Linked DNA regions of Mus musculus: all the other regions are linked to region 4. Evidence: chromatin loops called from intact Hi-C (ENCODE). Cell type or tissue: heart. All regions are shown on one strand.

Region 1 (8,000 bases), 120 kb before region 4:
TAGATATAATGACACACAGGTGCTAAGAGCTGGTGAGGTCTGTTGAGAAACTCAGGACACAGAGCAAGAGGACAGGACACAAACACCCAGACTACAGCTTCCCAAATGTAGGCCGGTCTTTCCCACTGGACCACACTTGCCTCTCATAACAGAGCAATGTCATCTGGAAATAAGTAAGCTAGTATAAACTTGCCACAGTTAGTCTGGGGAGTTCTGATGTCACATCCCCTGCGGACCTACTCTCCATCCCAGAGCTACCAACCATTTCTCTAGGAAAACCTGAGCAAAGCCCATGCTGGGCTCAGAGAGGAAGAAGGAAGGAGAGACACTGAGCAAACCAGCGAATGGTAATCAAACATCAAAATAAGCATTAGCCAGGCATGCCTACAATTGCAGGACGTAGGATGCTGGGGTATGAAGATCAATAGTTTAAGATCAACCTGAACTACAAAGACCATTTTTTAAAAATGAACTATAAAAAAATTACTCTATGATATACAATGACTTTCTAGCAATAAAAAACATCAAATTTCAAATAATTTACCTGGTTCCAATTTTATCACTTTAATTGCTGCTAATTCTCCAGTGTTGACATTCCGTGCCTAAAAGAAGAAGAGGAAAGATCATGAAAAAAAAAGCTATAATAAGCTTATCAGTTTATTGTTTATTTTCAATCATAAATATTTTTAAAGTATCTAATTTACATTATAATTAAATTTACAATCTAATTTACAGCCAGCCAGCACCAAGTCCTTCATAATGAATCCCAGCACTAAGTGTAAACTTACTGCCACACTAACTGGGCACTGTTCTAAGTGGCTTGATACTCACTTGATTCTTACAGGACCTGTAAGGTAAAAACCAGTCCTGTTCCGTGTTGCAAATAAGAAAAACGAAGTGAAAAGCCTGCTTGGTCATACCACTGGCTACGTGGAAGCACTGGGACTCAAAGCCAGGAAGTCTTCTCCAGACTTCCTAGTGAATTCCTCCAAGCATTACACTACAGAGCTCTTCATGCAAAGGCTGGGAGAACTACAGAGGGGATTGGCCTGAAATCTTTAATTAGAATCTAACTATGAAAGCAGCCCCCTTATGTCACTTCAAATCCACATGTTGCCAATAAAATCAATGTATTCAAAATAAGCCACTCATGAAAAATAAAATTAATTTAAAAATCGATTCATGGAGCTGGGGATTTGGCTCAATTGGTGGAATACTTGCACGGCAGCCTGAAGCCCTGAGTTCTACCCCCAACTTAGTAAAACCAGGCATGATGGCACACATCTTTAACCACAGCACTATAATCCACTGGTGGAGACAGGAAAATCCGAAGTTCAAGATAATCCTCAGTTACTACAGAAATTGAAGGATAGCCTGGGCTATATGACATCTTTAATCTAAAAAGGGAGGGATGGACAGACAGAAGCTAGCCAATTCATAAGCTGGGTATGAGGGCATGCCTGCCAATCCTAGCACTTAGGAAGAGTCAGGAAGACTGTTCAAAATTAGAGACCATCTTGAGCTACACAACCCTGCCTTCTGCCTCAAAAATCAATCAGATATTAGACTATGAGTGTTTACAACTGTTTATCTAAGTAGAAAATATCTATGAACTTGATTTTAAAAAAATGGCAGTAAATCTTTAACAATTTAAGATGCTATAAAACTGGATAAGAATTTTCAAAGTATTTTAGTGTTTACATTTAATTAATTTTTATATCAGTCTAAAGGGAAAAACATAAGCAATCCCACGATTATAGGAAGATCTTATCATATGGCCAGGATTAGATTTAGCTGCAGTCCTCCCTTAGTAATAGATGGGGAAAATCTGACAATTAACATGGGAGTACCAGGGCATTAAAATACCAGCAGAGGGACTGGGGAGGGGGCTCACGGGTAAAACACTTGTTGTGCTGAAGTTGGGGGTCAGAATGGAATTCAGCTTCCCAAGATTCATGTAAAACCCAGCTCTCTGGAGGCCCAGGCAGGGAACCCCCACAGCAAGCTGGCTACAGAGACAGCAGGAGCAGCTAGCTCTGGACTCAGTTAGGGACCCTGCCTCGACGTGTAAGATGAGAGCACTGAAGATGCCTCCAGCCGTCAAACTTGGGTCTCTGAACACATCTGCATACATGTCCTCTCAACACCTGCACACACCTGAGTCCCCATACACAAAGGCGTGCATATGCAGCATTCACACACCAACAAATATACTCCTTCCCTCCACTAACACACGTAAGCAAACTAGGGAAGTACACAAGAAAGCAGAAAAAAAAGTTAAGCTCTTACTAAAAATATGCACTTAAGACTCTCCCAGGGCCGGGAGAAGGTTCCCGTGGTAATGTGCTTGCTGAACAGGCAATAGGGTCTGAGTCTAAGTCCTCGGCAGCCACAGAAAAGCAGGGCACAGGTATCGAGTATGGCTACACATGCCTGTCATCCCAGCATCCGGATGATCTCTGCTCCAGAAAGTATGTTGGCAGTTGATAGGTGACACTGATGCCAACTTCTGACCTCAACACACACAAACATGCACAAACACACATTATACATATGCCACACACTACTTTTTTAGAGTCATCGTGGTGGCACAGACCTTTAATCCTAGCACTTCATTTGATGAGAGGGAGAGGCAGGTGTGTCGGTTGACACGAGTTCAAGGCTAGCCTGGTTTACAAAGTTAGTTCCAGGTCAGCCAAGGTTACAAAGTGAGACTCTGCCTTAATTTTTTTTTTAAATCCAAAAGATTCTTTTTGTGGTATCTGAGTGTGATTCCCACCCCACTGTAAGCCTAAGTTGTTTGAATACTTGGTCCCCAGTTGGCTGTCTGGGAAGGGTGACGAGGAATGACCTTGTTGGAGAATGTGTCATGGGTGGGGGAGGCTGAGGTTTCAAAGCCTCCGGTCATCTCCAGTGCCCTCAGTGCCTCCTGCTCACGGTCTCTCAGCTGTTTCTACCCCATGCCTTCGCTCCCTCCTCATGAACTCCAACGCTCTGGAAAAGCCAATCCAATAAACACTTTCTTCTCTAAGTTCCTTACATCACAGTGTTTTAACAAAGCAGTAGGAAAGTAACTAATATATTCCCTATAGAAAGTTAAAAATTTAAAAAATGCAGGGAAAACTCATTTAAAAATCTTATCTTTAGGGCTGAAGGAGATGGTGAAGCGGTTAAAAGCACCGGATGCTTTTCCAGCACCCTCATGACGGCTCTCCACCATTCCTATTCCAGGGGATTCAATGCCCTCTCCTGGCCCCCATGGGCACCAGGCACATACAACACAAACATAAGGCAAATATACATATAAAAAAGTTTTTAAAAATTCTTCAACTTATAATCTTCATCACTAACAAATACTCACGATGCCCATATGGAGACAATGGAAAACAGATCTGAGTACTTCTAGCCAAAGTTCCTTTCTTTTAAGTGTGACAAACCCCCCAACAGCACTGAGTAAATTCTGTTCCTTTCTCCAGGATGAGACATCACATAAACAATGAACCTGGAATGTCACTGTGGAGCATCTGCAAACAGGGACATGGTGACCTGGGGGAAACACTGGGCATCGAAAATAAAACCGGATGCTACTTCCTGACTCAGTGAATCTCTAATCAGACCTGTTCAAAAGTCTCACTTGTTTACTGAAAAGAGGTATGGTGACTCCACTGTGTGACATCACAACGTGAAGCTGATTGATCAGAGCTGAAAATTTGTTCCCAGAGGCCACAGGAGGGCACACTCTTCATGGACAAAGTCACAAATGTCCTTTCAAAATGGCTGCTGCACTCAAAATACTTGGCTAAGAGCTGATTTACTCAGAGCTCTCATTAGCCATATTCAGCTGAGAAATCATGACAGTAAACTCCTAGTGAGCAGGTGAAATAAGCCACTAGTCACTATGCTTTCAGAGGGTCTGTCACTACTCTTTGACTTATTAATTCAAAAGGTCTGTCAAAAACTTGCTATAAGGTATCAGTTCCAAACCCCAGTCTCTCTGGGATGAATAATTAACTTCTGGTGCTCTCTTTCCAGTGGCCGGAGCCAGGCGGCTTAAGAGCTCCCCCTCCTCCTGCTTTCTGCAGTGCAACTCAGTGTATCTTACTTGGTAATACTCTGTGAGGGCGGGGTAGAGGTCCAAAGGAAGTCAGGGGACTTCTATTTCAGAGCCTTTTCTCATCAGAAACCATGGAGTTTTGAATGCATTATGATTGTGTGGCACACTGGTAGCTGCAGACATGGGATTTTAGTAACTAAGATGCCGAGGCAGTACGAGAGTGCAATGCCAATCAAGACTATGTAGCAAAACCCTATCTTTAAAAAAAAAAATCACTTATTTCAGGATTAAGTCAATAATATCTCAAATATTTATTCTGGATTTATCAGTTTTGATTCAGCTCAAGCAATTTAGTTTTCAAATGAGCAAGGCTAACATTCCAAGATATTAGCATGTATGAACTTTAAAAAAAAAAAACCAAAGTCAGTATTGCAATAGAATTTTCATACTTCTTAAAAGCAGACACTGAAGTGGCCTGCCATGAGCATTACACCTTGCTGTTTGTTGACAGCCCTCAGAGGACTCCACAGCAGTTTCCCTTTCACTGAGGACCTCACTGCGGCCACTTCATAGATTAGTTAGTGGAGCACCATCACTGCTGAATTTTAGAATATTTCACCACAGCACCAAAACAAAAGCAAGCCCCTAAGCCCACAGCGATCATTCCCACTCTCCCGTCCCTGGGGTCTTGAGTAGTATGGATGTTTCACTAAATGGAACTGAGCAACACGGGGTCACTGGTTAGTGCTCCTGCTACTCAGAATGTTCTTATTCACAAATACTATCACGTTGCAGAGAAATACAGTCGGGCTTTCTACTCATCGCTGAAGGATACAGAAGGAGGTAGTTAATCCTCAGTGTCAACTCAACTGGCCTAGGGTCCCTGAGGAAACACGTTTCTGGGCATATCTGTGCTTGCAGAGATTATAAGTGAGGAAGAAGACCACCGGCGACTGTAGCCGGCATCATCCCATGGGCTGAGGCCCCAGCCCAGACTCAGGGGAGGGGGAAGCCGGCTGAGCATCCCTGCTGTTCTGAGGCATGCCAAGAGGATTCGCAGGTCCACACTTCCAACACGATGGAGCTCCCTTCGCAGCCATTCGCAGCCGTGAGGATTCACGCCCCATCTAACCGGGAGCCAAAATAAAGCTTCCCTCTTCCCCTCAAGGTGCTTCTTTTCAGGTGTTTGCTCAGAGTGACAAGAACAGTACACATAACACATGGGTTCTTTTCATATTCGTGTGTTATAAATACTACTTACTACTATATATGAAACCATATAAATGTCTGGGTAAACCTGTTTCTAATTCTCTCAAATACAGACCTTAAATGTACTAAAAAATGCTGGGCTGTATAATATTCCAGGCCCATGACTTTGAAGATGGATCACTAGAATGGAAAAGTTGTTTGAAGAGCTGCCAAATTGTTTTCCAAAGCAGCTCTAGTGTCTTGTACTATCTCAACTAACACATTCTGCTTCAGTTCCCCATAGCCTTGGAACTCTGTTACTTTGTGTTTTCCTTTGGCTCTCCCATGGGGATGCCCACCCGCCTCTAGAACCCAGTTACAGGTGTGCGTCATCACTCCTAGCGCATCCACTTAAAACACCACCAGAAGTTTAGACCTTAATCTGCACACCATGCACACTTTCTCTCCCATTAGGAGCTCTTCTCATTTCCCCTCCCGTCTCACTGGCCTAGCAGGCAAGCACATCAGCTTGGGGCTACACCTTAGTGCCCGCCTTCATCTCCTTGATGCATTAATGTATTTATTTTGATGAAGTCCAACGTGGCTTGTTTTGTCCCTCTGTGTTTCTCGACGGTTGAGAAAGCTAGCATGCCAGAGCTCTTTGCCAACAGGCTTTACTTTCCACCCGTACATTAAGGTCAATGATCCACTTTTAGTAACTTTCTGTATGATGTTGCACCATAGGGAGTTTCCAATTTCATTCTTGTGCATGTGAATATGAAGTTGTGAAACACAGTATTTTTAACTTCAATAAAACCCTTTATTATCTGGCCCCCACCTATCTGCCTAGTTACTCCCAAAGTTTTACTTTATGCTCTGGCCAAACCAAACAAGTTGTGGTTCCTCAGCACCAGCCACACTTCTACCACAGCGCCCAGTCCTGGGCCTAGATCCCAGACCTCATATCACTAGGTCCTAAGCTTAAGAGCTAGGCTTAGGTTATCCTGACTCTGTCCCCTTAACCTATTTTCACTTCGGCACTTCCTAACACCCCCACACTCCCGCAGACCCTAGGTAATCTTTCTCAAACTGAAGAGGGCCTGATGAGAATCCTACAGATTTAGAAATAATCTCAGTCTACAAACGCTCTTGAAAATTCTTATATTTTTGATTGTGACCCTAGCTTTTAACAGCTGAGCCGTCTCTCCAGCCCATTGAAAATTCTTGATTTCAGATCTGCTTGAGATTTTGTCTGAATGAGCCATGGGGAGGCTTTCAGACAGATTAGACTAGTATAGAAAAGTTGTTTTCCTGAGCTGACTTCACACTGCTGAGCACGCTCAGGTATGAGGAGCGTCCTCTGCACATTGGAATACAGGTAAGTAAGCAGCCCAATCAAGAGGAATCACCAACACCCGGGGCAGGCCAGGTACCACAGTTAGACAACCATCGTTGTAAAAACTGACCCTTGCTGGGTACTGAGCACCTAGAGCTTTCAACACTTATCCTGTAGAAGAGGATGTTCACTGTGGACATGGAAATGGGGTGTGAAATGACAGCTAAGATTGCAATAAGCCGCAGGGTGGATCTGAGCAAGCAATGGCCACTGGATCCTTTTCCTGACCCCTCTACTCTGCAAAAACAAGATAGAAGAGACTATTTATTCCTAAGATTCCTCCTAAAACAACATATACAATAAACGTATTCTAAATAGCTTCCAAATAGTAACCCAGCTGGTGGGGTATACAAAAACAGTATGCTGAAATAGAAAACAAACAAACAAAACATTAGCCCTGAATCAAGGGATTCCAAGTGGAACCCAGGAACCTGTCCCTAACACCAAGCCACTTCTGAGGCACAGCCAGGTCTAAGGATGTGGCCACAGACACCTGCTCCACTTAGCTTCTGGGTCTGATGGCTTCCTGATGATGACACCATCCATGCTGAGACCTGAAAGACAGGAAGTGTCTAACATAGGGAAGGGATGAGGGGAAAGGACACAGAGAGGAAAGTGAGGCTTAAAGGCCCACGGGGACACACACACACACACACAGACACACACACACACACACACACACACACACACACACACACAAAGCAAACACCAGGCTATTCTGTGCACTGGGGGAGGATAAGGACTGGGTGTGGCCCACACACACCCCGTCAGAAGGAAATGGATGATCCATGCTCACCCTGAATGAGTATGTATCTTGTTGCTTTTCCACAGCTAACTGCACCAGGTACACGTCCACCACAAAGGAACCTTCTAGTTCACAGGAGAATGACAGGGTGGCAAATATCCCTGGCTTGCTCAGGGTGTTCTTCCTGCATGTCTACTGTCTATCATTTCTAACAATGTGCTTCCATACTCTTAGAATTAAATTTTTATTTAATTTTGATGGTATATTTTAAGGTCATTCTACTTGAAAACCTTGAATTAGCATAAACAAAGGACTCAGTAGAGCCAGATTCTCTAAGGATAAGTAAGAATGTGTGTTTTTATAAATAAAGTTTTATTAGTACACAGTCATGCTCACTTATTTAAATACTGTCAAAGGCTGCTTTCTCAATACAATGGCAGAACTAATAAATAGCTGAGACAGAGATCATACCTTTTGCTGCCCCATAGCACTGATGTTGCATCTTCATGGTCTAATAGAAGAACGCTGTGCTACCTATGTTCAATTGTAAGCTAATAACATGAAAAACTGAACTTTCCAATTATATGTACATATGCAATAAACATTTAAGACTAGGG
Region 2 (8,000 bases), 50 kb before region 4:
AACAAAAGCTTAAAAAAAAGTAATCATGCCAATAATTATATAACAGTCACAACACAAAGACACAGCTTATAACCAAGTAGATTCTATTAATCTAAAATTGCCATACCTATTAATATCATATGAATGGAAACCCAAATACACAAAACAAAACTTCTCATAGCACAAAAGCACTGCTCAGGTTACAATACAGCACATCGAACTCATGAAAGGAGAAGGCATACTGTTATGACACATCCATTTTCCAATTCTGTGAATTGATCATAAAGAAAGAAACAACTCAATAGGAGTGCCCTGCTTTTGTGAATGTGCTCATTTTGAACGTTGCATCTGCTAATAAAGCTCTAAGATCAGCCCAAATACTCAGCCATGGGATTAAGATTTCATAAATTACAATGTACCAATACCAGACAATGGTGTGTATTACAGCAGCGATGCGTAGAAGGCCTTGTCAAAGCACAAAACACTTCTACAGGTATAATGTAAGGTAGAAAAATTGACTGGAAGAGGGTATGTATATCATGATTCTAACTACACAAGAACGAGCTAGTCGGTACTAGGAGCAAATGTCTGTTTGTAATGTTGTGCTTGAATGTGTTGTTTGGGCAGGTAGGATGGGGTATCCCCCTACTCTGAACAGTCTTTTCCTTTTGTTGCTATTTGGATTGACTAGGGTTTTGTTTTGTTTTTTTCCTGCATGCAACAGACACTAGCTTAAATAAAAGATACTGATGGAGCCATGCAGCCATAGCTCAAGGAGTTTAAGGAGGGACAGTATGACTAAGGAGGAGGAGGAGCTAAGATGGTGGCAGAGGTCTTAGTAATAAACGTTCTTTAACTGAATCTCTGCATCGTTCTTCCTGGTAAGGAGATTTAAATGCCTCCTGTTCCCTTGGGCCTCCAATCCAGATTCGGATTCTAGAGGAGATTTGTCTCGGATCCACCTGGAGTCGAGGGGAGGCTGGTGCTCTGAGCAGAAGGGGATAAAGAGAAGCTGAGCCGACCAAGACAGCGATGCCATGGAACCTGAGAGCGTTTCCCCAATTCTTTAATTTTAGTGAAATGTTCGTGCACACGTGTAAATGGAGTATGTTCTCCCATCTCTCTCCACCCTACGTCATACGTCCCACTAGTCAATTCCGTGTTCCCTGGGCAGGTTCACTTCTACTTTCCTGTCACATAGTCATACATAACTTTAATATAGCGACTTTCTGATCAATAGAGCATGACTAGCCTTCTTCTTACATTCAAGAAGAAGTATTTCAAGATTCAGAAGCATAGACAGTAAAAAAAAACTATGAATAAGAATATGACTGATGCTTATTATTATTATTATTAATTATTATTATTATTATTAGTAGTAGTATATTTGTATGTGGGGAGTTGGAGAGGCACCTCGGCTATTAAGAGCACTGGCTGCTCTTCCAGAGGTCCTGAGTTGATTCCCAGTACCCATACAACATCTGTATAACCATCTGTAACTCCAGTTCCAGCATCTGACCCCCTCTGCAGGGCTTATTGAACATCAAGCACACAGCATGCTTCTCAGACACACATGCAGCAAAAATACTTTCCTACATAAGGTAAAATAATAAAATAAAATATTTTAAAAAGTATGTGTGTGTCTTTGTGTGTGAGTTGCAGGTAGTAGTGGCACACAACCTTTAATCCCAGCACTTGGGAGGCAGAGGCAGGAGGATCACTGTAAGTCTGAGGCCAGCTTAGTCTACAGGTAAGTTCCAGGACAGCCAAGGATACACAAAGAAACCCCATCTCAAAAAACTTTTTAAAAAAGTGTGTGTGTGTGTGTGTGTGTGTGTGTGTGTGTGTTCAAAGATGCCAGAGGAGAAGCTCCTGTAACTGGAGTAGCAGGCAGTTGTAAGCTGCCTCACGTGGGTGCTAGGAGCGCAACTCAGGTCTTGTAAGAGCAGAACATTCTTTTAGCTTTTAGCCATCGCTCCAGCCCCAAGCATCTCGAACTTTTAATCCCATGTTGCCAAGATCCCTCTCTGGGAGTTGCAGTTCATTATTTTGCCTTGTACCAGACACTTGCTCCCTCAAGTACTAGCAACTCTGCCAATTTTCGGGTCAAAAAAAGATTACCTTATTTTGTTTCCCTTTAATAATAACATTGAAAAATGTCCCATTTGGTGGCCACCACTTATAAGTAAGCACATGCTATGGTGCATTAGATCTTTCTAGAAATCCGTGCGCATTCATTTAATATGTGTTGAATGCTTGTTTTAAGGATATGGCACTGCCTTGCTCTCAAAATGCTCATAATCAAGTTATTGAGATAAACAACTTCAATAGGTTCTGATCTGAGAAAATACTTAAAAATACAGAGTCAAGTAGCTGTTTGGTTGGTAATGAAGATTTCAATAATTCTGTCTTGCTAATGCATCAGATAGAGAGGTGTAGGAGAGGAGATAAGAGAATCAGACTAGAAAGGCGAGTCCAAACCACATCCCACTTGCATATTTAGACAGGTTAAAAAGAATGGTCTTCAGTGTCTGAGGATGATAGAAAACCAAGGTGAGTTCTAAATGATTCACAGTGAAATGAGTATCTTTGTGGTTTGGAAAGCTCCCTTCACACAGGATGGACAGACAGCATTACAAAGGACTATTGATCTAGATAGGGTTTCATTGCTGTGAAGAAATACCATGACCAAGGCAACTCTTATAAAGGACAACATTTAACTGGAGCTGGCTTACAGTGTCGGAGGTTCAGTCCATTATTATCATGGTGGGAAGCATGACAATGTGCAGGCAGACATGGTGCCGGAGAAGTCAAGAGTTCTACATTTTGATCCAAAGACAGCCAGGAGGAGACTCTCTTTTGCACTGGGCAGAGTTTAAGCACTCAAAGCCTACCTATACAGTGACACACTTCCTCCAACAAGGCCACACCTCTTTTTTTTTTAAGATTTATTTATTATTATATCTAAGTACATTGTAGCTGTCTTCAGATGCACTAGAAGAGGGGGTCAGATCTCATTACGGATGGTTGTTAGCCACCATTTGGTTGCTGGGATTTGAACTCAGGACCTTCGGAAGAGCGGTAGGTGCTCTTAACCACTGAGCCATCTCTCCAGCCCCAAGGCCACAGCTCTTAATAGTGTCCCATGGGCCAAGCGTATTCAAACCACCACAGTCATGCTTTATTTGGGATGTGAAGTGTCCTCCAAAAGACTAGTGTGTTGAAGGTTTGGTCCTCACCCAGTAAATCCAATCACTGAGAGGTTATTGGCTCATAAGGGCTCTGGATTAATCAATACATTATACTCTTGTTAGATTAATCGTTTGATAGTGTTACTGGTAAATAGTGGAAGCTCTGGCCGTAGGGTCCAGCTAAAGTATGCCACTGGGGCATGTGTTGAAGGGGTATGTGTCTTATTTGTCTCTGCTCCCTTGGGCACCAAGAGGTGAACAGCTTTACTACAACACACAGGCTTGTCATGATGTTCAGCGTCAGAACTGAGCAAAGACTAAAACCTTTGAAACCATACACCAAAATCAAGTCTCTTCCGCTCGTGTCTCTAGCTGCATATGTAGCAGAAGATGGCCTAATCGGCCATCATTGGGAGGAGAGGCCCCTTGGTATTACAAACTTTATATGCCTCAGTACAGGGGAACACCAGGGCCAAGAAGGGGGAGTGGGTGGGTTTGGGAGCAGGGCAGGGGGAGGGTATAGGGAACTTTCGGGATAGCATTTGAAATGTAAATAAAGAAAATATCTAATAAAAAAAAAGAAAAGCAAAAAAAAAAACCTAAAAAATAAAAAATAAAGTCTCTTCTGTTAGACTGTTTCTTTGTGGAGTTTGTCACAGTGATGAAAAGTCTGACCATACAGGTAATAGTGAAGAGAGATGCCCAGATGGGAAATGGGAAAGGAGCAAGACTGTCCTGACCTTGTAGGATTATAGAAGTGATACTGAGAAATGTCTAAGTTTGAAATGCATCCCTTGTCCCAACCTGGATCTATACAAAGGATTGACAGATGGACTCTGAAATACACTGTGTTGTGATTATAAAAGGATAAAGAAATATAGGAATATGTTCTATGGGGGTGTGGTGAGGTATAGGGGGAGGGGGTGCCTTGGTACGCCCATGCCAAGGCATCCCTTCCCCCTAATGGACCAGTCACACTATGGTATAGTATAGAATAGAGTTTATTCAGGAGATGGGGAGGGGAGGTAAGAGAGTAGTAGAGGCAGAGAAAGGCAGAGAGAAGGAGAGAGTAGAGAAGTCGAGGCCGGATAACCACGTGGGGGGGAAGGGAATGGGGAGCAAGGGGACAAGAGGCAAGGGAGAGAAGCAGGAATGGGGGGGGGAGCAGCCCCTTTTACAGTGGGCCAGGCCTACCTGGCTGCTTCCAGGTAACTGTGGGGGTGGAGTCCAGATAGAATACCAACACACAGCTTATCGCTGTCACTGAGGGAAAAAAAAAGCTACATCGGAGGGTTTAGTGTGAAAGCCAAATGAAGTGCTGTGTACCTCAAGTCCAAGACAGCTGCCTCTGAGGTAAAAGATGGGGTACCACATGGAACTTCCATCATAAATAACTCATTCCCTTGGCTGCTGGAAGCGCCAGAAGCAGACATGCTCAGCAACTAGCCACCAGTGGCTCAAAATTGTGCTCATTTTCCCAGGGATGCCAATACCCAGTGACTCATTAAGAGTAAGGAACAGAAAATCCTGATCTCTTGACCTCAGCATGAGCTAATTTGGAAGCAGAGTTGCTGTACCCTCCCTTAAATAGAGTGTGTCCACATAGGGAGAGGGGCCAGCTTTCAAGCACCTGTGCTGCCTCATCAAAGCAGGAAACATCTGGATAACAATGAATGGTAATGAGGAGCTAGGTCGCTGGGGATTAATATGTTTGCTTATAAATGAGGAAAACAGTCACATATGGAGCCTAGTCTCAGACATGGGTAATTTCAGTGGATGGTAGTACCACTTACTGAGATAAAAGAAACAGGAAGGTCAGGGGAAAATATGAGTTTAGTCTGCGGTCAGACCTGAGGCTAAAAGGCGCTCAGGAGTGTGTCCTGGGGCACTCACTGTCATGCTTCTGTCAGTACACACTGAGGGGCAGCGTCCAGGTCCCGCAAGGCCGATACGGAAGAGAACAGCATGGCTTCTATTATCTTGAGAGACTCCAGAAAATAGAAAAGAGCCAGGATGCAGAAACAGAATCATCAAAAATGCAAGGAAAATGTGGGAATGAAAATTATGATTGGCCGGAGAGATGGCTCAGTGGTTAAGAGCACTGGTTGTTCTTCCAGAGGACCCAGGTTCAATTCCCAGCATTCAGATTGAGGCTCACAACTCTCTCTAACTCCAGTTTCAGGGGCTCTAATGTCCTCTTCTGGCCCCACAGGCACCAGATACACACATAGTGCACACAGGTACACATAGATGAAACACTACACCCATAAAATTAACAAATAAAAAATTAAATTGTAGGCATAGTGGTGTACACTCTTAATCCCAGTTCTTGGGGGCCAAAGGCAGGTGAATTTCTGTGAGTTCTGAGCCAACCTGGTCTATATAGGGTGTTCCAGGCCAGCTAGCCAGCCAGAATTACACAGTGAGACTCTGTCTTAGGAGGAGGAGGAGGAGGAGGAGGAGGAGGAGGAGGAGGAGGAGGAGGAGGAGGAGGAGGAGGAGAAAAGGAGAAAAAAGTGATGTTCTTATGGTTGGTATTCAGATCCAGGACAAGCAGCCTAGGTGAATATTTAACATACCAAAGCAGGTTCTTCCAGTTTCCCTCAGTTTGGACCTATTACAGGGAATGGCTGGCATTCCCTGCCCTCTGCCTTGAACTTTCAAGCCAAGGAATTGGGTCTCCCCTTCCCCAGAAGAAGTCACTCTTCCCTATATAATCCAGATATCTTGCAGGCTCTCGCTCTTGCTCTGCTCTCTCCTCCCACCATTTTCCTTTTCCCTGTGTGTGCATGCTCTATATCTCTTTCTCTTCTCCCTCCCCTCTGTCTCCCTCCCCATGGCAACTTCCCTGACCTTGTTCCTTGAGACATCAAACTTGCCCGAGAGCTGCTTCCCAACGAACCTGTGTCTATCTACTCTAACCTGACTTGAATTGGCTCATTTCACCAGCGGAGGATAATTTATCATCCATAATTCCACATGCCTATAATTCTAGTGCTGGGAAGGCTGAAGCAGTAGGGGCTCAAATCCAAGATGGGGTGATTGGAAAGGGAACAGATCTTCTCTGAGGGCCTTGTTTTCTGCCTGTGAAGTTTGGTCAGGATGGACAGGATTGCCTGTGGGAACAGAGCAGTGACTGTGGTGGTAGGGATAGGATGTCATATGAAATGTGGTTATTACAAAAAAAAAAAAAAAACCATCAGGGCCGAGGGCATGGCTTAGCAGGAAAGGTGCTCGCTGTGCAAGCATGAGGGTCTGGGTGTAGACTCCTAACCACGTTTAAAACTGGGTGCAGTGGAGCATGCCTGAAGCCCAGTTCTGAGGGCTGCAGACAGGCAGATCCCAGGACCTCTCTAGTTAGCCAGTTTAGCCTTAGACAGACAGACAGGTTTAATGGGAAACTCCTTTTCAAAAAAAAATATGGAAAATAATAGTAGAAGATCCCTAACGTGGATACACACACCACGTATATACGTGGACATACAATAATAGTAAAAGTCCAACAACAAATGCTGTATAAGGAAACAGGAATGCTTGCCAGTTGAAAGCCTCGGTGAGCAGGTACATCCCAGAGGGAGGCTAAGAATAGAGGTTGGATCTTCCGAAGTAGAGCAAGGACCCTGTCACCATGAAAGGGGAGACGATAAAGGCTCCTAGGTTCTTCTGAGCTGTATAAGAGGGAGGACATCCTCTGATGAGTCATGGTCTCGTTTCCCTCCGCTTTCCCACCCTGCTTCTTTCCCTTTGATGTTTACAAAGGGACACGTGAGCACACCACGAAGGTGAAGCATACAATAAATAAAGCAGGGACTCTGAGAGGGAAGGACAGAAGGGAGAACCTGGGAGCCTACAAAGGGAGAAGAAAAATGCAAACCCAGCTAGGAGCAAGCAGCCTGGGGCTAGGCTTCTTCAAGCTTTGTTCTAAGTTAGGTTCCTGCTCCAGACGCTTGCTATGGGTCACACACACTCTTGTCTCTGCATCTCTGTCTTCAGCATCTACAACAGAGCCTAGCGTAGTACAGGAGTGAGATAAACATTTGGTGAACGGATGCAGCCCACAGTTGCTGACTCTTTCGATGGATGGTGTGCAAACATTTCTCTCTCTCCTTTCTCCCTCTCCCTTGAAAAGTTTTCAGCGAACGTTTGAACCTGCTGGGGCTTCTTCGGAATACATACAGTCCTATTACTGTCTGCTAGGACTGGCTGCCCGCCTCCCCACCAGGACTCTCTGTTCTCACTGGAAAAGGAGGCACAGCTTGCTCATCAAGAACCTCTTAGAAAGAATGGTACAATCTGGGCTAATTTTTTCTCTCTCGTCTTTCAACCTCATTTCCTAAGTTAGAGAGAGAGAGAAATGTAAGGAATCTTAGGAATATGAAACTTCTCTGGAACGATCTTTATTGAGCTGTGTTTGGAACCAGCTGAAGTTCTGAAGGGCTGCCAAGCCAGGCAAGAATGAAAGAAAAATGTAATATAACTTAAAACAGCCCCTATTCCTTGTCAACATCAGAGAAAGATCACTAAAACAGCTGTGTGTTTTTGATTTGATTTTTATTTTGCCAGAATTTCCCTCCAGCTTAGAACTGTTATAGGATTGCTTTAGATTGAGTTGGAGTAGGAAGAGTGGAGGAATGTGTTGTTTTGGAAGTCCTGTAGTGTGGTCAGCCATCCTCAAGCTTTAGAATTATACAGCTGTTGTACACACTTTGGCTTGTCCTATTAGAATGTCACTGAGGTGTAAGTTTGTTCGTGGTATCTGGGTCTGTCTCCCCAGCTTCTTTGTGGCCTGTGGCTCACCTCTCCAAGGCTTTAACTAAAGGTAAAGGACCA
Region 3 (8,000 bases), 100 kb before region 4:
AGTAACTAAGAATTCTATTTTCATAAAAGTTTATATAACAGCAAACTTCAGTTTTTAATTTTAAATCCCTTCTTAGATCTAAGTTGTTTTTTTTTTTTTAAAAAAAAGAAAAACCTATTGAAGTTATGCCTACCTTTATTGCAAACAATGGAATACATAGGTGTTTCCATGACACAAAATTTTAAAGTCAAACCAAATGAGCACTCATCTGATAAACTCCAAGGAAGAACAGAGATGTTCTTGGTGTAGCATGCAAGGGTTTCGACCCCTCCTCCTGCTGTCACTGTTTACAGGAGGATGGCTGGCCAGCAGGGGCACAGCCCACACTCTCACAGTCCTCCTGCTTTCAACACTGCCAGCGGCAGCTCACTTGCTCTGGTTCTGCCGACTGTAATCTCAGGACAACGTGAACATGGCCAGGGAAGATAGTAGGGTCCACTTTGACAGTCACATGCCTAAAGCAGAGACCTTAACATGGCACTGGACTAGAAGTGGAAGCTGCACGGTGATATAAGTAAAAGCAGCATATACAAGCGTATCTATACAAGAGAGCACGTATGCTCGGAAACGCTCGGAAACGACACACACTGGGCAGCAGATGTGGCGCAGTGGCTGAAGCACTTGCCACACAAGCTTGAAGACCAGAGTTTGGATCCTGAGCACCCATCTAAGAACAAAGCTTCAGGGCTGCCTGGAAACCTAGAGCCTAGGAGGCAGAGGCAGAAGAGGAGGCGGATCCCTGGGGCCAGTCAGCTAGCAGGACTAGCCAGAGTCTACTTTGTAGTTCAGTGGACCTACCTCAGTAGAGAACAACCATTCAGGCTTCCACACACACCTGCACATGTTCCCACATGTACTCGAACACGCATATCCAATTATGTACACCATGGAAGTGCAAAAAATAAAATAGATTAAGAAACAGACTAGTAACTAGAAGCTAAATATGGGTCATGAGGAAACGTTGTATAGAAGAAAGGGCCTCGCTTCTCTAATTTTAAAAAAGGTGTATTATTGTTTATGTCTGTGTGTGTGAATGCATGCCAATGTGTGTGGATGCCTGAGAGTCTGAGGAGGCGTCTGACATCTCGGAGCTAGAGTTACAGGGGCTACGTGTTGGTAGACATGGGCATGGTGAGCCAAACTCAGGTCCTCTGGAAGAGCAACAAGAGCACTTAACTGCTAGCCATCTCTCCAGCCCCTCACTTTTAAATTATTATTACTTAATTTTAAAAGCATTGCTGGAGGAGAGGGGAGCAACTATGTAAACAAGATGTTCTGACAACCTGTACAGTTTTTAGACGTTATTCAGTACATGTGCCTGTGAACAAGAGAAACCCATGATGCACTTTACCAACGACGCAAGCCACACTATTCTAAGAGCAGGCAGATTCCAAATCTCGAGAAGCTTCAAGCACGCTACAACTGGCACAGCCAAGTAAAAGTAGTTTCAGGGTTGTGGTTTTCCATGAAAAGGGCAGTGTCCTTAAGACTTCTAATTAAAAGATTATAATATTTACATGAAGAATGCAACTTGATAAAAGACATCTGCCCTGGTCAGTGGTCCTGAAACTTTGAAGCAAGCATTTTAAGTATTTTAAGGCACATACTCATGCTACTGGAGGAGATCAGGTGACTGCAGAACACTGCTTTCAGGCTGTGGTCCATCCCCATCAGCCTCACAGCACTGATACCAGGTGGGCTCCTCTCAGTGATCTTTGCTTCTACTCTAGCAAGAATGTATGTGGGAAGCAGATGAAAAACAGCAATCTCTTCGCGCTATGTCTGACAATTACAAAAGACCACCGAGAGTTAGCATCTTAGTAATGGAGCTCTCACATCTTCCATGGACGTGAACCCTAACGCCACGGGGCGCCAGTTCTGCGAGGCTTTACACACTTCTACCCAAGAATGTTTTCCCTGGTTCAGGGATGCGGAGAGCACAGGGCAGCAAGCATGAGACAGACGTGTGCCTCTTCCTCAGGCACCTCCACAACCATGCAGTAAGTGCCAGGCTTTGAAAGATGCTGCTCGGGGTGGGGGTCAGCAGATACAGGATGCGGGGCAACACACTTGGGGAGGACAGTCAAGGTCAGGCCTTTACTTAGGGTTAGGAGGCTGAGGCAGGACAAACTCCAAGTTCAGGCTGTCTTGACTACAGGGTGAGTTCAAGACTAGTTTGGTTAACCTTTAATAAGACCATCTCAAATTAAAAAAATGAAAAGTGACTGGAGAGATGACTCAGTGGTTAAGACACTGTCTGCTCTTCCAGAGGTCCTGAGTTCAATTCCCAGCAACCACATGGTGACTCATAACCATCTGTAATGGGATCTGATGCCCTCTTCTGGTGTGTCTGAAGACAGCAACAGTGTACTCACATATATAAAATAAATAAAAATTTAAAAACGAAGAGTGGTTGGGGATAGAGACCAATAGACTACTTGTACAACTCACAAGAGGTTCTAGGTTCAATTCCCAGCACAAACCACAGGGTGAAAATCAGAGTCTGTTATCACTAATAGTGGAACTAATAGTTTAGTGGCACTAATAGTTTAAGGGTGTGTGTAATGCTGGTAGCTCAGATATTCACTAGCGAATTCAATAACTTCCCAATCAGAGATCAACTGCCATTGCTTCTACTGGTGGAATCATGCCAGTTTCTTCTACAAGTGAAGGTTAAACCCGATGTGAAGTAGTCACAATGGAATGCTGCTTGGGAGTTAGAAATGATCAGACTGCCACTGCCACATGCAGACATCTCAAAAGAAATGCTAAGCAATGAGACCAGATTGGAGAGCAGGCTTCAGTTCGGAGTCCCAGGTACTGAAGGTTTGCTCTAGGCCACAGCACCGTCTGAAGGTGGGGGAACCTTTAAGAGCTGGGCCTGATGAAACTAAGGCCACTAACAGATGCCCTCAAGGAGACGGTGGGGCCCATGGTCCTTCCGCTTTCTGCTTGCTTCTCAGCTATCATGCCACACTATGATGGGAATTTTCCCTACTACCCATGATACATTGTGCTGCCTGCCGTAGTTCAAAGTAACAATGCACAGAAACCTCTGAAACTGTGGTTCAAAATGAGCCCTTCGCCTACTAACTTGATTATCTCAGGTATGCTGTCACAGTGATTAAAGCGGACCATTACTGACTTCAGCTTCGCAGAATTTTAAGATGATAAATGAATCTAGCATGATACAGAGCGGCTCAGTGGGACCGAGGAGACAGCTCAGATGGAAAGGTGAGGACTGCATAAATGTGAGGAGGAGAGTGTGGTCCCAGGATGCATTGGGATAACAGCTTACTGACTTTCCCTTTGTTTTTATGGGGTTCCAGGCTGATCCCAGGGCCTGTGCATGCTGGACAGCATTGACCCCAGGGCCTGTGCATACTAGACAGTGCTGACCCCAGGGCCTGTACGTACTGGACAGTGCTGACCCCAGGGCCTGTACGTACTAGACAGTGCTGACCCCAGGGCCTGTACGTACTAGACAGTGCTGACCCCAGGGCCTGTACGTACTGGACAGTGCTGGCCCCAGGGCCTGTGCATACTGTATGTACTGGACAGTGCTGATCCCAGGGCCTGTGCATACTGTACGTACTGGACAGTGCTGACCCCAGGGCCTGTGCATGCTGGATGGCATTGACCCCAGGGCCTGTGAGTGCTGGACAGTGCTGACCCCAGGGCCTGTGAGTGCTGGACAGTGCTAAGTCTAGGGCCTGTGCACACTGGGCAGTGCTAAATTGCATTTTCCAGTACTCATTGTTACTTTAGAATAAATTTGCAGTTGGCCTTCTACTCTTTATCTGCAGGCTGAATAGATCTGGAGGAAAATGCTGCACTGAGCACATACTTTCTAAGCAATGTGGGGCTACACTTGCACCTACTAAATACTAAATAATACTAAACTTAGTATTATGTCACCTAGGCCAATTTCAAAAGCTCAGGAAGACAACGGGCACAGCTAAGCTACAGACGCATCACTCAAAGAAATCTGGGCCAAGACTATGCTATTTTACATAAAAGACTATGAACATCCCTGGACACTGGTATCTGTAGAATTCCTGGAAACAGTCACCAGAGGAATAAATATAAAATATTTGCACCATTGTTTGCTACTGAGGCACAATACTGTTTACTAAAATCCACTGTGATGGTTTATTTAATTGTTCCACAGCATGAGCAGCCCAGACATGCTGCACTACAGCAGCCCCTGGAACACACCACCAGATGACTCTTCCTGTCTGCTTGTGAGGGAATTTCAAGACAGACCCTAGAAAAGACATAAATGAAAGGTGGCAGGGAAGAGTAGAATAAGACCTCATGTACTCATCACTAAAATAACCAAAACTGCACGAGTAACTGTGAACTATCTACACAAGAAGTACAATCATATTTATTTACCCATCATACCACATTCCTAAGAAATCCACTAACGCTAGAAGAGGTGTTGTGCTTTGGAGTTGCCGACTGTACTACTAATAAATGGCCACAGTCCTTGCTTGGCTTGGCACACAGCTGTGTTTGGCTGGAACTGAAGGGGTAGAATACTTGGGTCCCATCCCTGGTCTCACACAATAAACAAACAAGAACAGGAATTCCTGACAAGTGGCAAATAGTGTGGATGGCAGTTTTAGTAATAACTCCGTCTGGTCAGGTGCAGGCCTGGGGGGTAAGCAATGGTCATCAAGCTACCCCGGGAAGGCAACCACAGGGAAAGCTGTTGCACCCCCGCAGCACTGGCTCCCAAAGGTCTTTCTGTTTCTGTTTCTGTGTGTGCAGGACTAGAGAGGACATCGGATCCCACGGAGCTGGAGTTACAGGCTGCTGTGAGCTGCCCACTGTGGGTTCTGAGAGAGCGGCAAGGCTCTTCACCTCTCAGCCATCTCTCCAGCTCCTCAGCTGTCTGCTAAAAAGAACAAAAGCCCAGAACGCTCTGACCTTCCTCCTTCCGTACTGAGGGCTCGTTTGAGATGGGTGGGGAGGAGAGCTGTCTACACCTAGCACCTCACCAGATCATTTTCAAGACCTTTAGGGACCTCATACACCATGAACGAGGGATACCCGGGGCCATAGTCTAGAGAGGGCTCCCTGCTGCCTAAGGGCAATCAGACAAGCTTGGCAAGAACTTCTAGAGATCTGAAGCTAAGCTACATACAGCTTTATCACTCCAAGTAATCTGTGCCAAGAACGTCAGCACTGTTGTTACAAGCACACACTGTAGTGTGTTACAAGAGACCTCTCACGGTGGGGCCTTTGTTCACACCTCAGACCCACCTAATAACTAATAAGTATATGAGGAGGAGTTTAATCTGATTTTTTTAATGGTACTTTATGTTTCTGGAAACATTTAAAGACACACTCTTAAATAGAAAACCAAGCTGCTGAGTTTAAAAACAGGAACTCGAGCCTGTTTTAACACAAGCAGACGAGACTTCTAGGTGCTCCAGATTTGCATCAGCCCAAGGGGTTCACACAGCACCAACCCTCAACTGCAATTCACTGGTAGTAACTGCCCGAGCCAAATCCCTGCAGGCATGTCCCATGCAGCCCAGGATGAAGCCCAACACAAGATCATTAACTTATTTATGACTTCGAGGCTCTCCAGCATGTACTTTACAGATGACAGCTGGCAGCCATGTCAGAAGGCTGGACATGCCTGCCACGCCCACCCCTCCATTCAAGGAATTACAGGAGCCTGCTAAGTCCTTCCCTCTGCTTTGATTCCTAACACACAGGAGTCCCAGTCTCTTCTCTGGGATATCGCAACGTCTCAACTCTGCCAGCTATCTCTTAGGCTTTCTTTTTGTTCGCACAAATTGTTCATAATATTCTCTTGGGTGTTTTTAAGTATCTGCTATATTGACGAGTATGTCCTCTTCATTATTGATATTAACCAATAAATACTACTTATGACTTTCATTTCTTGACTGATCTTGGCAGAGGTCTGTCTTTCTGTTATATATCTTTTCAGATAGCTAGTTTAGGTTTTATTGATGGCTCTCTCCTTCTCAGATATAAACTCACATAGTGATAAACAAGATTCTCTACAAAGAAGTGAAAAATACACATCATAAAAAAGACAGATTCTTCAACGTATAGACGATATCACTCACCGTGCAAAAAAATCAAAGCCAAAGAATCTAAGACCCAAGAGCCCTAAAACTGAAGCAGTGGGGAAAGCAGCAGAAATACCTCAGGGTCAGGCAGAGAAGGGGGCTGAGCCATAGCCAACAATGAGAATCAGGAGCTGAAAAGGCAAATTATAGAAGAAGAGATGACCTATAGAATCGAACAAAACTTTGTTAGCTATACTGACAGAAGGTAAAGCTAGGACACACAAAGATGTAAAAAAAACCAAGAAATCAATAACCCAATTAATAAGTAGGCTAACCAAATGAACAGGTAGTGCTCAAAATTACAAATGGCAAAGTTTTTTTTTTTTAAAATCATGAAAAAAAGGTCTATCTTCACCAGCCATCAGAGAAATGCAAGTCAAAACTACCCTGAGTGAGATTTTATCAGCAGTCTGAGTGTCAGCTATAAAGAACACAAACACGGGTATCCAATGCTGGCAGAATGTGGACAACAAGGAGGGACCTTATCCACTGTGGGTGGGATGGGAGTGTGAGCCAGTCCAGATTCTATGAGAATCTGAATGGAGGTTTATCACAGGACTTAAAATACCGGACTGGAGAGATGGCACAGTCAGTGGTAAAGAGAACTTTCGGCTCCTCCAGAGGATCCACGTTTGGTTCCAGCACCCACACTGCAGCTCATCATCGTCTGTAAGTCTAGTTCCAGGAGACCTGATGACCCCAGGTTGTCTTCCAGGGGAACCTGCGCACACACGGTGCATAGATACACATGCAGCCAAAACATTCATACAACATAAAATAAACTGAAAGCAAAATATATCCATCACATGACCCAAACATGCCATTCTTGGTATTTTGTGAAAGGACTCCAAGTCAACACATCAGGAACTCATTAGGTGTCTAACAACAGAGGAACGGGTAAAGAATTGTTTATAAAAGAATGTGTGTGTGTGTGTGTAGAAAACAAAAATGAGGTCGAAGTATCTAGCAGAACAAAAGGAATAATTGAGAGGGGTGAGAAAAGGGAGGGAGAGGAAGGGATATGCCTAAGGTACTATATCTGTATGAAAATTTTAAGAAATCAAAAAGAAAGAAGAGGTGAGTGGAGAAATGAAGGGTAATTATACAGGACAAAAGAAAAAAAAAACCTTAAGAGAATCGTGGATCTATTTATTATTGCTCTGATGGTTTCACAGCTATGTCCATGTGTCACACTTAGCAAGTCAGATAATATATTTATATTTTTTGGTATCCCAAAGTGGAAATTCTCCAATCTCACCCTCCAGGGTGCTGGGATTAAGTCATGTATGAGCCCCATATTTGGTTATACCATATCATTTACATAGAAGTTACTGGAGGTCAAAAAAGCAATTTAGAAAAACTTTTTGAGCAAAACCAAACAAACTTACAAAGAATTTCTGCAATGTAATTTTTCTTAGGACCCTCAATATATATAATTACGCTGCATCAAAGTAACTTTTATTATGTTTACTAAATGCTGGTTAAAGCTGTGAGGTCCTGGACTGTCTTATTGTATTTTCATACCCAGAAAATGGAGTCATGCTTACAGAAAGTATATGTTCAATTCATTGAACTTATGTTTAATTTTTAAAATATTTACTTATGTATAGCATATACATAAGTAAATGGGTACCTTGGAGGCTAGAAGAGGGTGACAGATGCCCTGGAGCTAAAACAGGTGCCTGTGAGCTACTTATTTTGGGTCCTGAGATCTAATCTGAGTGAATAGGGGACCATCTCTACAGCCTCCTTATGTTAATAAAATGTTAAATGTTAACGTTAAAATGAAAACAACCAACGAACAAATACACAGTTGTTATTTTCAGGTTTGGAATAAGTGCTGACTAGGAACATGAAGGAATCAAAGGAGTAAAACTAAGCCAGTTG
Region 4 (8,000 bases):
AGTGCCTGTGAACGGTGGCTCTCTCACTGGGATAGTTTTCCTATGTTTATTACAAATGGGTAAATGTTGGGTATTTATTCCGCCTTAGCAGAGGTATGACACATTTAATATAAATCTGGGAAATGGACACTCCTCATCCTCCGTACTCCCCAAAATAACTTTCTACCCTCTATTGTTTTGCCCCAGTAGCCAGGGCTTCCTTGGCTTGCCTTATAAGGCTATTGTGGGGCTGCAAGCTCTTGCCATAGGGAGTTTTTCTTAGTGCTCCAGGCTGCCTTCTGCTTAATTTTAGTTCATTATATCTGAAAAGACAGGGAGTGCTTTATGAGGCAAAAGGCCCAGTCATTGTGGGAAGAATGAATCACTCTAAGAACCAGGAGAAGCCTGAAAGAGGAAATCAGCTGGGGGTCAGGAAGTTGGGGGTGGACAGGTCATTGAAAACACCTTCAAAATGGTCTTTCTTCTTTGTTCATTCTTCCTACTAGGGAGTGGGAAATGTCTCTCTCTCTCACATTGGAGAATTCTCAGTCTAATACCCTGAGGATACCGAGTCCTTTAACACCCACTGATCTTGAAGTCCGTGGCTGGAGTAGCCGTGGGTCAGGAGCATCGCACAACGGGTCATACTTGGGCATTGTCTTAGTTAGGGTTGCCATGGCTGTGATGGAGCACCATGACCAAAGCAAGCTGAGGTTAGACTTCATCTGATGGAAGTCAGGACAGGAACTCCAACAGGGCAGGAACCTGGAGGCAGGAACCTGGAGGCAGGATCTGATGCAGAGATTAAGGAGTGCTGCTGCCTGGCTTGTTCCTTTGGCTTGCTCAGTCTGCCTGCCTAGAGAACCCAGGACTCCCTCCCCTTACCCCTTTCTTTTTTTTTACTTTTCCTGCTTGGAAACAGCTGAGGGGAAACCCCCCCCCCACATTTTCAGTTCTCTAGTTCTTAAATCCCATGACTGTGGACTTCAAGGCCAAAGGTCCTAGACCTGGGGCTTCTGTGCTTTCAAGTCCTGGTCCTTCTGATGCTGTGGGTTGTTTCTACTACTTTGTAGGTAGGGACCATGATTTGGAGCCCTGGCCAACGCCAGGCTTCTGAAAATCTTTAGTTTTTAGGTCTTCAGTATTGGAAAATGATTTGTCTCAAGGTCACACAAAGTGCCGAGGCCTGGCCTCAGCCATACCACCGCTCCATCCGTGCAGATGTGACATGAGCCTATGAATTACGGGTAAAGTTCTCCGATGCACAGGCTAATCTTAGTACTGGTGTCACCTGCTGGGGTCCCCATTAGACACCCTAAAGTTTAAAAGCACTTGTTTACCAATGCCCCAGTCACAGAAAACCCAAATGCCTATGTCTGCAAGATCTCTCTTAGTGGGAAGCGGGGAGTCAGGCAGACTTTTTAAGAAATAAATTTGTGAATTAATTTTAATTGAACGTAAAACGTGTACATACTTCTGGATACCATGTGACCTCTCACTGTATGTATTTGTTATGTGATGTCCAAATCAGGGCAGGCATGTTCATTCACCATGTCTTCTTCCACAAGCATGTAAAGTCACTCTCTCTAGCTTTTGGGGGGACTACACAGTCTACCATCCATACCATCCATAAGTATCCTTGACTAGAAACTCTGATCTTGTTTTTCCCGTCTGGCTGACACCCACTATCCTTTGACCAGCCCTTCCCTATCCCTCCCTCTCTGACTTCCTCCCGTCTCTAGTAACCCGCATTCTGCTCTTGATTTTAGAGAGCACACTTTTAGAATTCACCCATGAATGGGGTTGTGCTGTGTTGTTTTTCTCTGAGCAAGCTTAATGTCCTTCAGGTCCATTAGTACACGCCCCTTGTCACATCCCAAGCCAGACAGGTGCTCCTGACCCTGATACAGAACAATTTTCTCCTAGTCATTACCTTCTCCCATAACTTACTAAATGTCCACAGGGACGATAACAACGAAGGTCATAGGAGGCCATCTCTCTGAACAACTAATGAGCTATTCAGAAAGTCAGCTGTGTTGATTTTTGAATGGCACCAATGGCCCAAGGCAGACACCCCTCACAGCCAGCCTCTCCTGGTGGTGGCAATGGTGGCCTTGAGCACAGACCTTAAATTATGGGGAAGTAACAGATTTTGTTTGTGGGGCTCTGCAATATCATGATAAAGTCTGGTCACCAAATTGTACTATCCTCTCTCTGTAAGTTGCTGTGTTCAAATGGATGAATGTAGCAAAATAATAGCATGTGATGTATGGGCTGACAGCCTAGAGAGACTTAGGGTTAGAACACGTAAGTACATCCTGGCTAGAACTACATGGCTTAGATTTTGTATTGCTCACGATTGACAGCAGTGGTTCTCAACCTGTGGGTGGTGACCCCCATGGCCACATGACTCACTGTATTAAAGGGTTTCAGTATTAGGAAGGTCAAGAGCCACTGGTCCAGAGCCAAAACTTTTTGGAGAAATGAACAGCTCATCAGATCTGCCTTGAGTTTGTCGGGTCCCTGTAGTCCCCAAGGCCAGAAGGTCCACGCTGCAGTGTGTTATATAAGTGGGTGTGGTGGTGGTGGGGTGAAGGTGTGCTGTGCACAGCAGAACTACAGTGTGTTCAGGGCATGCTGGGATCTGCAGAAACATTTTCCAGTAAGGATTCGTGTCAGTTTCAAAGTGCTCAAAACAACCCTAAAAAGAGTGTGGCCAGAAAAGCTATTATTGCTGCCTGAAATCCTTGTTGGAACAAAACGTGAAACAAAAACGAGCGAAATAGAACAAAGCAAGTCATTGTGTAGCGAACCTCACCGTCCAGTGTACCTGGCTGGCATGTGGGTGACTCAGGAAGGTCAGGAACCAGGCTGTGGCAGTTGCTTTAAACCTCTACCTTTCGGTGTGTTTCGGGGGTGGGGGTGCTATGTCCTTGAAGGGAGCGTGGGTGAAGAGCACTCCTGCCTAAAACCGCGTGGGTTTCCCTCCTCCCCCATATCCCTGTCCTGTTTTCTAGAAACAAGTGGATTCATCGGACTCGCCTGCCGATGACCCCCTTCTCTATTTTCTGTTCCCTTCCTTGAGCCTTCCTCCATCCTGGCTCAGGGTGAGCCGACAGGAGGAGCACAGAAGGCGCCGACCTTGGGCATAGAGGCAGAACTGCCCCCCCACCCCCCACCCCCACCCCCACGCCCCCACCCCCCGCTTGAACTAAAGCAGTGGCAAACCCTCTCCTGAAATTTCTTTCTCGCCCTTCATCAAACTTTTGTTGGACCTGGAAAGGAAATGAATTCTAAAGGCAGGAAATGACCCAAAGACCGGAACAATGTGTGCAAATCTAAACTCGTGCTTCCGCCCTTTGGTTACAAAGCATTCTAATCTGTGTCCCAGGAAGCCTAGCCCATTGCCAGATGGAGATCTGTTTTCAGATCGGCTCTTGGCATCTGCCACTCCCAGCTGGTGACATTCGCACGTTTCTGAAAGGCAAACCTGTCCCCACATCTTCAAACTTCTGGAGAGGTGTAGCCCCAGGAAAGTCCTCGAGGCTCTGGCTGACAACGCCAACCATCTGAAGCACTTCATCTGCGGTCGAACTGTTGCTGGACTCCAGCCTAGAACGCCAGCACACGGAGTCTGTTCTCGAAGATCTTCAGCATCTGAAACCAAAGTGTGTCTCTGCTGCCAAAAAAGGCTGGCTCCCTCGCCTGCTTCATAATCCCTTTCTCACCAGGCGTTCCTGAAGAAACCCGATGAGTCAGGGAGGAAGGAAAAAAAAGTGTCTGAAGGAAGCCTGGGGGTGGGTTGGCCTCTACCTCAGCCTCAGAAAGCCCCCCCCCCCTTGTTTGGCAATCCACTAACGCTTAGGGGTTTGATTTTTTACTTTTCCCATCTTCCCTCTTCTGTCAGCTCTCACCTCCAGAGAACCTTCATTTACCATTCCTGTAATTAGCTCTGCAAAAAGCTGGAGGCCCTCGGATGGGGAATTAGTCACTCTTGCAAAGATGGTTAGACTTCACTTTCATCCCCAGGAGCAGGGCGAGAAAAAGCGCCCACTCGGACTTCCAGAAGAGACCATTATTCAATAGCTCCGTTCTGACTCGGGGCTTGTGCTTTTCCCAGGCTTTTTAATTTTTATGGGACTCTGTACATCTGTCTTCCTGAAAAAAGCTAGGAACCAGTTGAAGTCTAAACACCGTGAGGTGGCTTGTGGGATATCTGCTTCTAACAGGTATCCCACTGAGGCTAAGGGCCCCCTCACCCTTCTGTCCCCAGGCAATCAGAAAGTAGGTTTTCTGAGAAAATGTGCTTAACTCTCAGCGTTTCTGAAATGCCAAACAGATTGAAGGATAAAGAGTCTGGCGTGTTTGTTGACATCTGGCTTATAGATAAGCTACTGAGAGAAAGAAGGGAGAGAGTCAACGGGGGTCTGGTGAGAATGGGACCCAAGTAGGCGCCGCTCTTCTGGCGCTCGGCACCTGTCCTGGAGTGCAAAGCCACTCTGCGCCACTCTCTCAAATTGTGTTGTGTATTATGAAAGAGGTTTTTAAAATGTTTTGATAAGCCGGGATTTATTCTTGGAAAGGGAATATGGGCCCTGTTACAAGATAGGAGCTTAATGTCAGTGCAGGTCGTATCAACTGTGTGTGGCTGTGAGCAGAGTCACGAAAAGCTTGGCGAACTCCCAAGGTGGCTTGGAGCAAACTCGCCCTTTCTTTCCTTTGCCTGTAGACAATGAGCCCAGGACAAAGCCAGACCTAAGGAGATCATCTTCCCTACTATGGACATCAGACAAACAAGATAAATAGTTTGCGTTCTTATGATGACAATGGTGATAAGAGAAGCTACTGAGCCCAAAGAAAACAAAAATGGATTCTGATTGCAAGCTATGTTTATAAGACACGTGCCCCCCCCCCCCAACAGAACAAACCAAAACAGAACAAACCCACAAACCAACCATGCTGTCAGAGTCATGTAACTTGACCCTGAACTTAGTTAGGGCACATGAAATAAATACAGTTTATTTCAGTTTATTTATTTATTTCTGGACAGAAAACTCCAGATTAGGTTAATGTACAGTTGAGGGCCGTTAACAATTAGCAAGAAAGGCACCAGATTTAACTTATTTTTGTACTGCTTCCAGCCTTGATTATCTGTTAAAAATTTGACATAGTTAAGTACAGTTAGATTGTTTTAATACGTAAGAGAGACATAGAATCTATTATGTGCTCTTTGCTCCTTAATTGGAATGTGTAGCCATCGAGGGTCTCATCTTTTGTGTTCACAGAATGACAAGCAGTGATACAATTTATGATCTGTACCATGATGGCCAAGCTTGTGTTTTGCTTAACTGCAGGCGTTTCCAGGGTTCTGGCTAGACATGCCCAGCGGATGCTGGAAGTTTACAGAAGAAGAACAGACTACTTGCTTGCAAGCTGGACCGTGCTCACAGGACACTCAGTCAACTCACAGGGCTATCACAGGGCTATATTCTCCACATATGGGAAGCTAGAGATTGCTGAGGTCTCTGTGACAGCAAGGTGCACTACATTAGGTTGTGCCACTTGGCCAGCTGAGGTGTCTCATCTGAGAGGTCATGGTACTCAGGAGCTATTGGCATAGTGCAAGCATCCAGATCTAGACAAGATGGATGCTAGGGTTTGAGAAGACGTCTGGTTCCTGATTGGCATACGCATTTGTTTGAAAGCCACGTGTACTTTTATTTTTTGTTTTTCTTGCTTCACAAAAACCAAAACAGAACAAAACAAAACCCCAAGATTTAATTTGAGGCTCAGTGAGTAAAGGCATTTACTGCTAAGCCTAATGACTACAGTTTGATCCCAAGAGACTGCACGAAGGAGGAAGGAGAAAATTGTGTCTTCACAGTTGTCCTCTGATCTTTGCATGCATGTAAACATGCACGCACGCACGGATGCATACACACCACCGCTACCACCATATATATATGTATGTGTATGTATATGTATATGTATATATATATATATATATATATATATATATATGTTACATTTTTGAAATAGAAAACAATATATTCTTGGAGAAAGATGAGTGGGAGAGTGATAATGTGTGGACAGGACCCAGCATGTCGAGGCCTGCCTAAGAGAGCTACACACACTATCACTAGGCACAATTACATCCTTTTATAAGTAATTCATATTTAAAGTTGTTTTTGCAAGCAGCTTAGTTGTTGGGAACTACTCACTGATTCTCAGTTCACTAATTCTCAGTTTGTTATTTCTTTCGGCTGAGGGACTCTGTGGGGAAAAAAAAACAATAGAGATATAAAAATGATGGGAATAATTTAAAAGTTTGGGAACTCTGGATTAGATCAATAGAAGTTGGATTCAGTGAGGAAGAAAGGCAGATTCCATGCCTCAGGCTAATTGGTCAGACCACGACCATGGCAGGAGCTAAGCTTTCTTAACAGCAGCAGTCTGTCCTTCCTGCTCTCCCTGCCCCATAACCCCCAGTACTCTGATAAAATGAGCATGCTCCATGACTTTTCTCCTTGGTGTGTGCACAACCTGAAGAGTTTTTCCACAGGACCCAAGCTCTTTTTATTTTATGTTTCTTAAAGGAATCCCCTCACTGGTCTGGAACTCACTGAGTGAGCTAGGCCTCCTGGCAAGGAGTCCCAGGGAGTCCCCTCCCCAGAGGAGCCACCTCCTCAGGTTTGTATGTGGAGAGAGAGGACTTGGGAATTTTGAGTTTGCAAGGCAAACACTCTATCTACTAAACCATTTTTCTTGCCTCTTTTCCTTCTTTTTTTTTGGAGACAGGATCTCCTGTGGCCAGGCTGGCCTTGAACTCACGATCTTTTTTTTTTGCCTTTCTCTTCAAAGTGTGCTTACAAGTATGTGTCACCATGCCAGGTTTGAGTTTTTTTTTTTTGAGACAGGGTTTCTCTGTGTAGCCCTGGCTGTCCTGGAACTCACTCTGTAGACCAGGCTGGCCTCGAACTCAGAAATCCGCCTGCCTCTGCCTCCCGAGTGCTGGGATTAAAGGCATGCACCACCATGCCCGGCTGAGTATTCTTTATTAATTCAACTGCTTGAGAGAATGTTACGGTTGTCTCATGTAATAACGGGTAAGCGGTCTCCAGTGGAAAGCTTCTGGATTTTTTTTTTTCTAACCTGACACAGACTACATAATGGCTAATTCTCTGTGTCAACTTGTGTGGCTGCCACTAACCAGATATTAGATAAGATGTTATTTGGATGTGTCTGTGAGAGTTATTTTTTAATGAAATTAATATTACATCAGTAGACTCTGAGCGGTGCAGGTTGCCTTCCCCAACATGGGTGCTGGGCCCCGTCTGATGACGTAAGTTCTTAATAGACTGAAGACTGACTAGGAGCAAGAAGGAATTCTGCTAGGAGACTGCCTCTATCTTCACGTAGAATTTCCAGTCCCCTGGCCTTACCCCATCACATCCTGAGTTCTCTAGGCCTGCTTCACTGCGTGCACCAACACTATACAATAACCCTAGGGCTGGAGGGATGGCTCAGTTGGTGGAGTGCTCACTGTGTAGCTGTGAGGCCTGAGTTCAGATCCTCAAAACCCATGTACAAAGCTGGGTACAGCAGCAGGTGCCTTTAACCCCAGTCTGAGGAGGTAGAGACAGGTAACTCCCCGAAGCTTGCTGGCCACATAAGCTAGGTTTGTAGGGAGATTCTATCTCATATAACAAGATGGGGCTGGTGAGCTACCCCTAGTGGGTAAATCACTTGCTATGACACCTGACAGTTTGAGTTGGGTCCTTGGAACTCAAAGGGTACAGAAGAGAACTGGTTCCCCCTAAGTTCTCTTTTGACTTCTACACATGCACTGTGATGCACACACAGACGCACACACATGTACACACAATAAATAAGTGTAAATAATTTAAAAAAAATGCAGACAGTGATTGAAGAAGACACCAGTCATCAACCTCTGGTCTACATGTGCATTTTTTATGTACAAATACATAAACATGTACATATGCTAAAGTCAAAATAATCTA

The links. Hi-C counts contacts between places; a loop is a spot of excess contacts. Peaks named below come from ENCODE experiments on the same cell type or tissue, not always from the same donor. Only the 100,000 strongest peaks of a DNase experiment are listed, where the experiment ranks them.
Region 1: it touches region 4 in a loop (2.4-fold over the local background); 6 of 42 quality-filtered maps call a loop at or near these places.
Region 2: a loop joins it to region 4, with 6 times the contacts of the local background. A loop is called at or near these places in 6 of 42 quality-filtered maps.
Region 3: a loop joins it to region 4, with 2.1 times the contacts of the local background. A loop is called at or near these places in 6 of 42 quality-filtered maps.

The regions. Positions count from the first base shown.
Region 1 is chr17:80,680,324-80,688,323 of GRCm38, forward strand. It overlaps Map4k3 (mitogen-activated protein kinase kinase kinase kinase 3), which reads right to left. Exons shown (of 34, transcript NM_001290345.1): 2 at 545-602. Among named protein-coding and RNA genes, the nearest start is that of Map4k3, 44 kb to the right of the region's middle. In heart, a CTCF peak has its summit at 3,723 (motif pointing right); no DNase peak of the experiment used is centred here; H3K27ac peaks cover 360 bases.
Region 2 is chr17:80,747,869-80,755,868 of GRCm38, forward strand. No RefSeq gene overlaps it. Among named protein-coding and RNA genes, the nearest start is that of Map4k3, 24 kb to the left of the region's middle. In heart, no CTCF peak of the experiment used is centred here; a DNase peak (open chromatin) is centred at 4,743; H3K27ac peaks cover 390 bases.
Region 3 is chr17:80,693,549-80,701,548 of GRCm38, forward strand. The region is part of intron 1 of Map4k3 (mitogen-activated protein kinase kinase kinase kinase 3); the gene reads right to left. Among named protein-coding and RNA genes, the nearest start is that of Map4k3, 30 kb to the right of the region's middle. In heart, a CTCF peak has its summit at 318; a DNase peak (open chromatin) is centred at 353; H3K4me3 peaks cover 468 bases; H3K27ac peaks cover 869 bases.
Region 4 is chr17:80,798,190-80,806,189 of GRCm38, forward strand. No RefSeq gene overlaps it. Among named protein-coding and RNA genes, the nearest start is that of Gm33596, 7.2 kb to the right of the region's middle. In heart, no CTCF peak of the experiment used is centred here; DNase peaks (open chromatin) are centred at 2,432, 3,522 and 4,632; H3K4me3 peaks cover 1,589 bases; H3K27ac peaks cover 1,907 bases.